Regions from separate parts of the Homo sapiens genome. Here region 2 is linked to region 1. Evidence: chromatin loops called from intact Hi-C (ENCODE). Cell type or tissue: CD14-positive monocyte. All regions are shown on one strand. Links, peaks and the distances in the headings refer to the core of each region. The heading gives the core; the rest is flanking DNA. Region 1 has its middle 17 kb from the start of LINC01714. Region 2 overlaps LINC03154 (long intergenic non-protein coding RNA 3154).

The links. Peaks named below come from ENCODE experiments on the same cell type or tissue, not always from the same donor. Only the 100,000 strongest peaks of a DNase experiment are listed, where the experiment ranks them.
Region 2: a loop joins it to region 1, with 4 times the contacts of the local background. A loop is called at or near these places in 1 of 110 quality-filtered maps.

What each region holds. Positions count from the first base shown.
Region 1 is chr1:8,223,132-8,228,508 of GRCh38, reverse strand. No RefSeq gene overlaps it. Among named protein-coding and RNA genes, the nearest start is that of LINC01714, 17 kb to the right of the region's middle. In CD14-positive monocyte, for the core only: no CTCF peak of the experiment used is centred there; DNase peaks (open chromatin) are centred at 1,588 and 3,358; H3K4me3 peaks cover 1,298 bases; H3K27ac peaks cover 1,598 bases.
Region 2 is chr1:8,281,103-8,286,479 of GRCh38, reverse strand. The region is part of intron 1 of LINC03154 (long intergenic non-protein coding RNA 3154); the gene reads right to left. Among named protein-coding and RNA genes, the nearest start is that of LINC03154, 24 kb to the right of the region's middle. In CD14-positive monocyte, for the core only: no CTCF peak of the experiment used is centred there; a DNase peak (open chromatin) is centred at 3,059.

The sequences.
Region 1 (5,377 bases), core at 277-5,276:
ACTTCCAGACTGTTCTTTCTGTTCCTTAAATATGCCCAACTTTTTCCTACCCCAGGACCTTTGCACCTGCTTCTCCAGCTCCCGTTTGCTTAGCTAGCTTCTTCTCTTGCTTTAGGTCTCAGGGTGAAATTCACATCCTCCAAGGGCTTCCCCTGCTGACCTTTCCTTCTGTAGGTCCCCCTCAATCTTTCCCCATCTTAGTCCCTTGTTTCTTCAGAATACCTGAGCTAACTTGCAATCATTGCATTTATTGGTCTGTTGACTTGTTTGGTTTTGGCTTTTGCTTGTCTCCTGCATCCACATGTCAGCTCTTGGGGGAAAAGGATCATGAGGCCTCTCTTGTTCACCACTGTGACCCCAGCATGTGTGACAGTGCCTGGCTTATAGCTGTTGCTCCATGGACACAGGTGGGTGAGGGAATCTGATTCTGATAAACAGCAGCTCTCGGCAGATGCCTCACTCCAGGACTCTGCTCTCTGCCTGTAGTAGTCTGTTCTCATGTTGCTAGTAAAGACATACCAGAGACTGGGTAATTTATAAAGAAAAAGAGGTTTAATGGACTCACAGTTCCACATGGCTGGGGAGGCCTCACGATCATGGCAGAAGGTGAAGGAGGAGCAAAGGCACATCTTACATGGCAGCAGGCAAGAGGGTGTGTGCAGGGGAACTGCCCTTTATAAAACCATCAGATCTTGTGAGACTTATTCACTATCATGAGAACAGGATGGGGGAAGCCAATCCATGATTAAATTATCTCCACTGGGTCCCTCTCATGACATGTGGGGATTATGAGAGCTACAATTCAATATGAGATTTGGGTGGGGACACAACCAAATCATACCACTGCCCATCCAGGGAGCTCTGTCTAAATCAGGACAGAATTCCTCCTGTGTCCAGGTCTGCTCTGATAACAGCAGAACTTCTGTCCTTCTCTCGTGGTCACTGTAAGTCCCTCTTTGTCCCACTTGCCTTAGACTCACGGTTGGGTCTCCCCGTTTTGAATGGGGCACCATCTTCCTCCACCTACTTCATTCTTAGTCTCATTCCACAACCTCTGAAACCTCTGACCGGTGAGTCCCTACTTCTGGGCCACACATGTTATTTTTGACCTCTGCCCTAACTGTTCCCCACAGGAATCACCAGGCCCTTCCCATCTTCTAGGACTTTCTACGCTGTACGGCTGTCCTCCACAGCAACCCAAGCCATGGACTCCCCAGAGCGTCCTCCCTTCTCTGCAATATGCAGTTTAAAGCTTGCTCCGTGCACAGCCAGTCCTTGGGCAAACACATTCTTGTCCCTTGCCTGTGTGCTCCACTAAGAGCCTTTTTATTCTGGTATCTGAAGGTGTATAGGATCTAGGAGGTCAAAATCCAAATAATCAGCCATTCATCTCCCTCATTTTCTCTTTCAGCTGTTCCAACATCTGCAGGAAGAAGTTAGGGAACTCCCGAACTCTGCTTCCTCTGGAGTGGGGCCCAGGACTCCACAGTCTTCTAGCGGTGCCACAAGGAGCAGTGGCCACTGGGTGGAGAGTATCAGCAGGAAGGCTGCTGAATGGCCACCTCAGGTGACACTCCAAGCAGACAGCACATCCCCCATGGCCATGTCAGAGGCAGTGGGCTCAGCCACACCCCTTAGCGGTGAGTCCCCAACCCTGGTGACTCGTTTCTTTCTCCTAGAGAGAACATAGCCCCGTGTCTCCAGAAGCTGTGGCTTCTCCCTGGGCCCCCCTGTGTCCCCAGTGGCACATGCCTTCCTATGCCTCTTCCTCGATTGCAACCTCTGTTGAGATATGAACATCAAATAAAATTTGTATGCCTTTTCCTCTGTTAATCTGTCTCTTGTCAGTCTGATTTGTGGACCCCAGCTGCTGAACCTAAGAGGGTAGAGGAAAGGTTTTCCTTCCTGATAGATACAACATTGCTGGCTTTGAAGATGTCCCGAGGAAGGGAGCCACATGAGCCCACGAGCAGTTCTGCACAGCTGAAAACTTGAGACAGAGTTTTGCTCTTGCTGCCTAGGCTGGAGTGCAATGACACGAACTCGGCTCACTGCAACCTTCACCTCCCAGGTTCAAGCAATTCTCCTGCCTTAGCCTCCCAAGTAGCTGGGACTACAGGCGCCCACCACCATGCCTGGCTAATTTTTTTTGTATTTTTAGTAGAGATGGGGTTTCACCACGTTGGCCAGGCTGGTCTCAAACTCCTGACCTCAGGTGATCCACCCACCTCAGCCTCCCAAAGTGCTGGCATTACAGGTGTGAGCCACCGCACCCGGCCCAAGTCTCACACTTTTGTTAGCTCCAGCAACAGGTAGCAGCTAGGCTCTTGTGTGTCACAGTCCTCTATAATCTTCGATCTTTTCCTGGGTTTAGAGCAGGGGTGTCCAATCTTTTGGCTTCCCTGGGCCATATTGGAAGAAGAAGAATTGTCTTGGGCCACACAGAAAATACACTAACAATAACAATAGCTGATGATCTTAAAAAAACTGCTTTAAAAATCTCAAATTTTTTGTTTGTTTGTTTGTTTGTTTGTTTGTTAAGACAGAGTCTCACTCTGTCGCCATGCTGGGGTGCGGTGGCACAATCTCGGCTCACTACAACCTCTGCCTCCCGGGTTCAAGCGATTCTCCTGCCTCAGCCTCCCGAGGAGCTGGGATTACAGGAGCCTGCCTCCATGCCTGGCTAATTTTTGTATTTTTAGTAAAGACAGGGTTTCACCATGTTGGCCAGGCTGGTCTCGAACTCCTGACCTCAGGTGATCCGCCCGCCTTGGTCTCCCAAAGTGCTGGGATTACAGGCGTGAGCCACCGTGCCCCACCAGGGCTGACTCCATTTCTAGTGAGGGAAGGACCATCTCTGACTAGTTCATCCCTGTAACCCTGCACCTGTCACACACAGTACCTGCACATTACAGGTGCTCTGAATATTTGTTGAATGAGTGAATTAATTATTTCTGGGAACTCTTCATCTTTTCTGAGAAGCCAAAAATGGCCCTGAGTTGGTTCATCTTCTCTTTGGGCCTGGTAACCACTTGGAATCTCCTCTTCTCCATAGACAGGAAGACACACATTAGCACACTGGACATTGCTGGTCCCTGGAACTGTCGTCTTGGTGTCCTGGATAGAGGTGGTGTTCCAAGAGGGATATTGATCCCCTGTGGCCGCAAGATGAAGCATATGAAGTAACTGCTTTGGTGCTGGGCATGGTGAACACAAGCAGGTATCACGGTGATGACGAGGAGGAGGAGGACAAAGGCATGGTGACGACTCCCTGGCTTACTGTTTCGGTTCCTCCCCAACCTCTTTTTGAGAAAGCATTAAGCCACTTCCTTCTCACACTTTCATATTTTCTCCTCCCCAGGATCAGGAATAAGGGCTTGGTTCCTATCAGCAAGCGATGACCAATTAGTACAGACAGAACAGAAGCCAGGCGGTGAATCACCTGGCAGATGGGAAGAAAATCCCCCAAGGAAGAACGGCATTCATGTTGCTTTTGTTTGTTTGTTTTAAACTTGCAAGTCTCTGCAGTTAGGAAATGTCTCTTATCTGTTTGCCTCTAGAGGCAGGAAACTAATATTCTTTTTTTTTTTTTTTTTTTTTGAGATGGAGTCTCGCCCTGTCACCCATGCTTGAGTGCAATGGGGCAATCTTGGCTCACTGCAACTTCCGCTTCCTGGGTTCAAGCGATTCTCTTGCCTCAGCTTCCTGAGTAGCTGGGATTGCAGACATGCCCCACCATGTCTGGCTCATTTTTTCTATCTTTAGTAGAGATGGTGTTTCACCATGTTGGCCAGGCTGGTCTCGAACTCCTGCCTGCCTCTGCCTCCTAAAGTGCTGGGATTACAGGGGTGAGCCACTGTGCCCAGCCAGGAAATGAATATTCTTGAGGTGCTGGGGAGACTACAACTAGGACTAGGAAGAATCTTCCAAATTGGATCCATGCTATGGTGATAAATTGAATGTTTCTTTCCCAAACTCATTTATCATATCACAAAATCTTCCAGATCAGATTAAATGATAGGAACATCAATCTTTCATCTAATTAGAGAAAATTGTAGGGAAGGAAAAAACCTTCCTCTACATTCTTATATTCTGTTCCTAGGGCACATGAATTAGATTGACAAAAGCAGATTAACAGGAGAAAAAGCATCCAAATTTTATTTATGTTTATTTTTCGAGACAGGGTCTCACTCTGTCACCCAGGCTGGAGTGCAGTGACATAATCTCAACTCACTGCAACCTCCACCTCCTGGGTTCAAGTGATTCTCATGCCTCAGCCTCCTGAGTAGCTGGGATTATAGGTGTGCACCACCACACCCGGCTAATTTTTTATATTTTTAGTAGAGATGGGGTTTCACCATGTTGGCCAGGCTGATCTCAAACTCCCAACCTCAAGTGATCCACCCTCCTCAGCCTTGCAAAGTCCTGGGATTACAGGTGTGAGCCACCACACCCGGCCTGCTGAAATTTATTTGATGTTAATGTTTTCATTTTTTCATGCCCAGAGGCTTTCATAGAAAAGAAATGAAGACGCAAAGAAGTGGTTAAACTTGGGGGGATTATGTAGCATTTTAACAAAGAGCAATAAGGTGTGGAGAAGTGACGAGACAGGAAAAGAAGTATGGGCCTGGAGGGGCTGTAAACTGTACGAATATGGGGGAAATGATGGAAGGTAAGGGGTATTTAGTTAGGTTTGTTTATGCAGATTCATCTCAGCGCTATCTCCATGACAAAGGTGGTTCTCCCTTCCTGGTACAATACAGAGGGGGACAGCTTCCCAGGGAAAATGTACACTCTGCTTTTAGGCAGGTAGGGACAGGCAGAGAGCTCTTCCTGCATCTGCTTTTTCTCAATTGCCTTCAGCTACAAATACTCCTTATGTCAAAATGGCACATTTTAGGGTGGGCATTCTTTTTGTTTTGTTTTGTTTTTTGAGACGGAGTCTTGCTCTGTCACCCAGGCTGGAGTGCAATGGCGCAATCTTGGCTCACTGCAACCTCTGCCTCCAGGGTTCAAGTGATTCTCAAGTGATTCTCCCGCCTCAGCCTCCCAAGTAGCTGGGATTACAGGCACCCGCCATCATGCCCGGCTAATTTCTGCATTTTTGTAGAGACGGGGTTCCACCATGTTGGCCAGGCTGGTCTTGAACTCCTGACCTCAGGTGGGCCACCCACCTCGGCCTCCCAAAGTCCTGGGATTACAGGTGTGAGCCACCCAGCCCAGCCAGGGTGGCATATTCTGATCCCCTTTGATTTTTAGAAGAAAGTGAGTTATAGCAGTGGTCCTCAACCTTTTTGGCATCAGGGACCAGTTTTGTGGAAGACAATTTTTCCACAGCCGGGGGCTGGGGGTGTTGGTTTCGGGATGAAACTGTTCT
Region 2 (5,377 bases), core at 164-5,163, 58 kb before region 1:
ATAGTGGGCTAGCCAACCCCCAAGTATTTCATTTGTTTTTTGGGATGGAATTTTCCTGACAATTCTTTGCTCTTTACTTCTTCTAAAGGACTTTTATGATCAACTTGTCCAGTTGCAGAAAAAACAATTTGATATTCTTGTTGGGACTGTGCTATCATTAACAGGGAGCATTACACTTTCTATTTCTTCTCTAGTTAGTTTTGACAAGTTTAAATTTTTTCTATGATTTTACCCATTTAACCTACGTTTTCATGTTTACTGGCCTAAAGTTTTTATCATCTTCTCTTACTATAAATATTTTACATTTTTGCTGACTTTGTACTTTTGTCTTTTTCTCATTCTTAGTCTTATTTATGTTTTTATAAATAATCTTTTTTCTTTGAGCAATCTTTCCAGAGGGTTGTCCATTTTCTTTGAATTTTCAAAGGAGTAAACTTTTGTCCTCTCTTGTATGTCTGTTTTCTATTTTGTGTTGGGTATTTAACTCACTCGTTTTTATTTTTAAATTTTTACTGATACAAGCATTAAATATTATAATTTTCCTGTAAGTTTTAGCTTTCCATCACACACATTTTGATGTGTTGTGTTTTCATCCTTCTTTTTTTTTCTAATTTTTTTTTTTTTGAGACGGAGTCTCACTCTGTTGCTCAGGCTGGAGTACGATGGCGTGATTTTGGCTCACTGCAACCTCCACCTCCCAGGTTCAAGCGATTCTCCTGCCTCAGCCTCCTGAGTAGCTGAGATTACAGGTGCCTGCCACCATGCCCGGCTAATTTTTGTGTTTTTAGTAGAGACGGGGTTTCACCATGTTGGTCAGGCTGGTCTCAAACCCCTAACCTCATGATCTGCCTGCCTCAGCCTCCCAAAGTGCTGGGATTACAGGTGTGAGCCACCATGCCCAACCTCATCCTTATTTTCAAGACATTCTGAACTTCGTTTTATATTTCTTTATTGACTTAAGAGTTATTAGAGGCTTTTAAATTTCCAGGTGAAAGGTCTTTTTGCCTTTTCATTTGTCATTAATCTCTAGTTTTATTATATTACAGCCATTTCACACACGAGGCTGAGAAAGACTCAGAGAGGTTAAGCGAGTTGCCCAGGAACACATATTTAGTAATGACTGGGGCTGGACTGGAAACCTCAAAGTCCATCTTCCTTCCACTGCCCCACCCTGCCCTGCATGGTTCATAGGTAGATATGCTATTTAATCATTCCGGGCAAAATTCCAGCGGGTGTTATTATGAGACAGTGAAGCATAATTGATGAGCTCATTATGAAATATTAAAATTTAATTTTTGTGGGTAGGAAATTAAAGTGTTGTTAGAAGTAGCAATTAAGTGGATTTTTTCTTAAAGTGACTCTCTGTCTAGGCAGAGCCTAGAAAGGCTGCTGAAGGCAGAGTAGATGGGGGTGTAAGCCCAGCAAGCAGAAGTCAGGGTGGGAGATATGGTCATAAAAGCCAGTACAAAGATTGTTACTGAATTGGCCAGGCGGATCCGTTTGCCAGGACCCTCAGAGAAACCTTATGAAAATAGTCTCAGAACTGTTCTCCTGGGGAAAGATGGCAAAACAGTGTATCTACTAGCTCCTGTCCACCACTAGTCAAAGGTAGACCCTGGGCTATATCTCCCCACAACTCTAGGCTGGGCAGGAGTTGACACTGATTGATCTGTACCCCTGCATGGCTTGAGACAGGTGTGGCTCTCCCTGGGCAAAGCTGGTGGAAGTTGGCTCAGAACAGTTAAGAGAGTAGACAGAGGCCAGGTGCAATGGCTCACACCTGTAATCCCAGCACTTTGGGAGGCCGAGGCGGGAGGATCACTTGAGGTCAGGAGTTCAAGACGAGCCTGGCCAACATGGTGAAACCCCGTCTCTACTAAAAACACAAAAATTAGCTGGGTGTGGTGGCGCACGCCTGTAATCCCAGCTACCTGGGAGGCTGAGGCAGGAGAATTGCTTGAACTCGGGAGTCAGAGGTTGTAGTGAGCCAAGATTGTGCCACTGCACTCCAGCCTGGGTGACAGAGCAAGACTCCATCTCCAAAAAAGAAAAAAAATCTGCATCTATCTCTATGGTATTTGTGACTCATGTGTACTGTTAATGCAGCCAGTGAAATACACAGCGTCTGGCAAATAGATTAACTCACACTCCACTGATACTCATTTTCCATTCCCTGCTCGGAGACTTGATGCAGTTCACTTAATTCTCCCCAAGAAATGAATGGCTGGGGTCACTGCATCCATAGTAAAATGGTGAATGTCATATTTTTCCCCCGACACAAATATCCTACACTGCTGTGGCACTGTGATGGAATTCTAAGTTACTACATAAATGCACGGTGCTATTATCATCAATAAATGGCCCAGCTGAGGACAAAAGACAGGGCAGAGCTGGGGAGTAAACTGCTCATGTGCGTCTCCTGGGGACGCCTTGCAGGGGTGCCCAGTCGCCATGTAGGGATGCCCAGGAGCACCTGCTGCCACTGGAGTATGTGGACAATCATTCTCCAGCTTGGTCTAAATTTAAATAGCATATGTTCTACCGGGCTTCAAAAGGCAACATTTTTGTTGTTGCTGTTCTAAGCCTTTCTGGGAAAACCCACATGCTGCAAAATACAGGCTTAAATTCATGAAGATATTCAGACTTCAGAATACATTTTACAAGCAGGTGAAAATTTTCCTCTCCCTTACTAATCTCCCTGTGGAAAATTACCAAAGACCTCAGTGGGGACCTAATTGAAGGAAAAAGTCGTTGTCATCATTAAAGTTATTGCCGTGACTGTAATAATCACTTCTTCAGAACCCGGTTCTATGTGGAAACTAAATGAGTAAACAAGTTGCCCATGAGGGAAAGGAAACCCTTCCAGCTGTACATGACATGTAGTTGATGAACTTGGTTCAATCTGGGAGGAGAAAGGCCGGTGGAAGATAGCGCCCCTGACTCCAATCCTACCACCAGTTACCCGTTAGCCTCTCCTGGAGATGGCTGAAACAGCATAAACAACCTCCAAACACCCGGCCACTGCAGCCAGCTGTTCTAGAACTGAAAGGACACCAGTTCCTCTTTAAGTCTCCGGGTGACACTCATTGACTCATATGTGTCATAGTTAATATGAATAAGACTTTCCTGGATTAACTTAGATATAACTAAATTGCCCAGTGAGGAGAAGCAATTTTCATTTACAGAAAACTATTACTGACTATAAAACTCTTTACCCGTGACGCTCACTAATTACTGATGACCCAAGGCTGGTGACCATGTCCTTCCCGGGCTGCCCCCACACAGCAGGGGCCCAGCCTCTTCCTCCTCCACTGCATGGAACGAGCAAGCTGCCTGCTGCTCATCTCGCCATGTCTTTCTGAAACCAATAAAACCTATCTGTTTTTGTTCTGCATTCGTGAATGATGCTTGCTGTTCAGAAAAGTGCATGCGTTGGTTGACAAAGTCTAACGAATAAAAAATGTCAGTGTGACTTCATGGAAATGTTGGTTCTCATCAGTCCTTTTCCCCAGATCTATTATTGCAAACACAAAGCGTTTTCTTCTACCGCACTCTGGGAGACTTACTGAAATAATTGTGTCATCGCTCCAGTGAAAGCATCCTCATTTCTGTCCTCATAGGGACTTTGGAGAAACTCAGTTGTCTACTTTCTCAAAACTTTTACTTGAATTGCTTTGCATCCCTAACTGAAATCTTCCAGCCCCCAAGGTCAGGGCTATGATATACCATGGTAACCAACTTCACCTGCCCCTCAATCCTGCCAAGCTTTGGTGAGATTCCCAGGGTGGCGTCCCACCACCAGCAAGTAGGTTCCTGATCACCCCTCTTAGCAAGGACTGTTTCAAACTGTCCCCCTTCTCAGACACCAAGCCACTCCCCCTCCCACTCAATCACAGCAGAAGACTCGGATTCCTATCTTACACAGAAAATGGCTGTTACTGGTGGCTGCCAGACCTGCAAACCTCCTGCTATTTTCCATTCTTTCCTGCTTCCCGCCTTCGTCCTGTCCAAGGCCAAGGTCTCCGTCTGTGCCCTACAGTGCCCACCTTCTCTGAGATCTCCCTCTAGTACAATCTCTTACTGTTGGGACCTCAGCGTCTCTCTTGACCACTCCCTCTGCCCCTCTGCCCGCTCCGCTCCTCCAGCTTCCTCCCAGCTCGGCAGAGCTGTCTGTGGCAGCCACTGCTGCTGGTTCCCTGTCATCCAGTTCCCTTTTTTCTTTTGGAATTGAAGCCCCCTGGGTTTGACTGGCCACGCACTGGTGACTACAAGGCCAGCCTCTCTCACTGGCCAGTGTGAGAGGTCCCACACTGGCCAGTGTGGACCTGAGCTCCCAGGACGCTTCTGAAAAGACACTGCTTGTCCTTGACCCCTTTCCCTTTCTGAGGACTGCAGCATGGACATGAGCAAGTGCACTGCCTTTGACCATGCAGAGGAAGACAGCACCCTGGGCGCAGCAGAGCCACGTGGAGGAGGCGGGCTGCAGGCTGACCTCACACAACAGAGCCACTCACCCCACAGCCCCACCTAATGTCTGCTTGGGCTTTTATGTGCAGGAAAAATAAACCTTCTGTCTTGTCTAAGTCACCGTCATCTGATCTATGTGAAAGCAGCCCAACAAATACGTTAATAAGATATTTTCTGATGGGAATGTAAATTAGTATAGCCATTATGGAAAATAGTGTGGAGGTTCGTCAAAAAAATAAAAATGGAACTACCACATGCTCTGCATTAGTCCATTCTCACACTGGGTAATTTATAAAGAAATTACCCACCCACCTGAGACTGGGTAATTTACAAAGAAAAGAAGTTTAATTGACTCACAGTTCCACATGGCTGGGGAGTCCTCAGGAAACTTACAATCATGGTGGAAGGCACCTCTTTACAAGGTGGAAGGAGGGAGAATGAGAGATGAGCAAAGGGGAAAAGCCCCTTGTGAAACCATCATATCTCGTGAGAACTCACTATCACAAGAATGGCATGGAGGTAACCGCCCCCATGATTCAATTACTCCCACTGGGTCCCTCCCATGACACGTGGGGATTATGGGAACTACAATTCAAGATGAGATTTGGGTGGGGACACAGCCAAACCATGTCATGCTCTAATTCCGCTACTGGGTGTATATCTGAAGGAAAGGAAATCAAATCAGTCTGCTGAAGAGACATTTGTATTCCCACGTCCATTGCAGCACTATTCACAATAACCAAGATATGGAGCCCACCTCAATGCCCATCAGTAGATGAATGGGTAAAGAAAATGTGGCATTTATATATGGAATACTATTCAGCCCTAAAAAAGAAGAGAATCCTGTCATTTACAACATGGATGAACCTGGAGGACACTATGTTAAGTCAAATAAGCCAGGCACAGATAG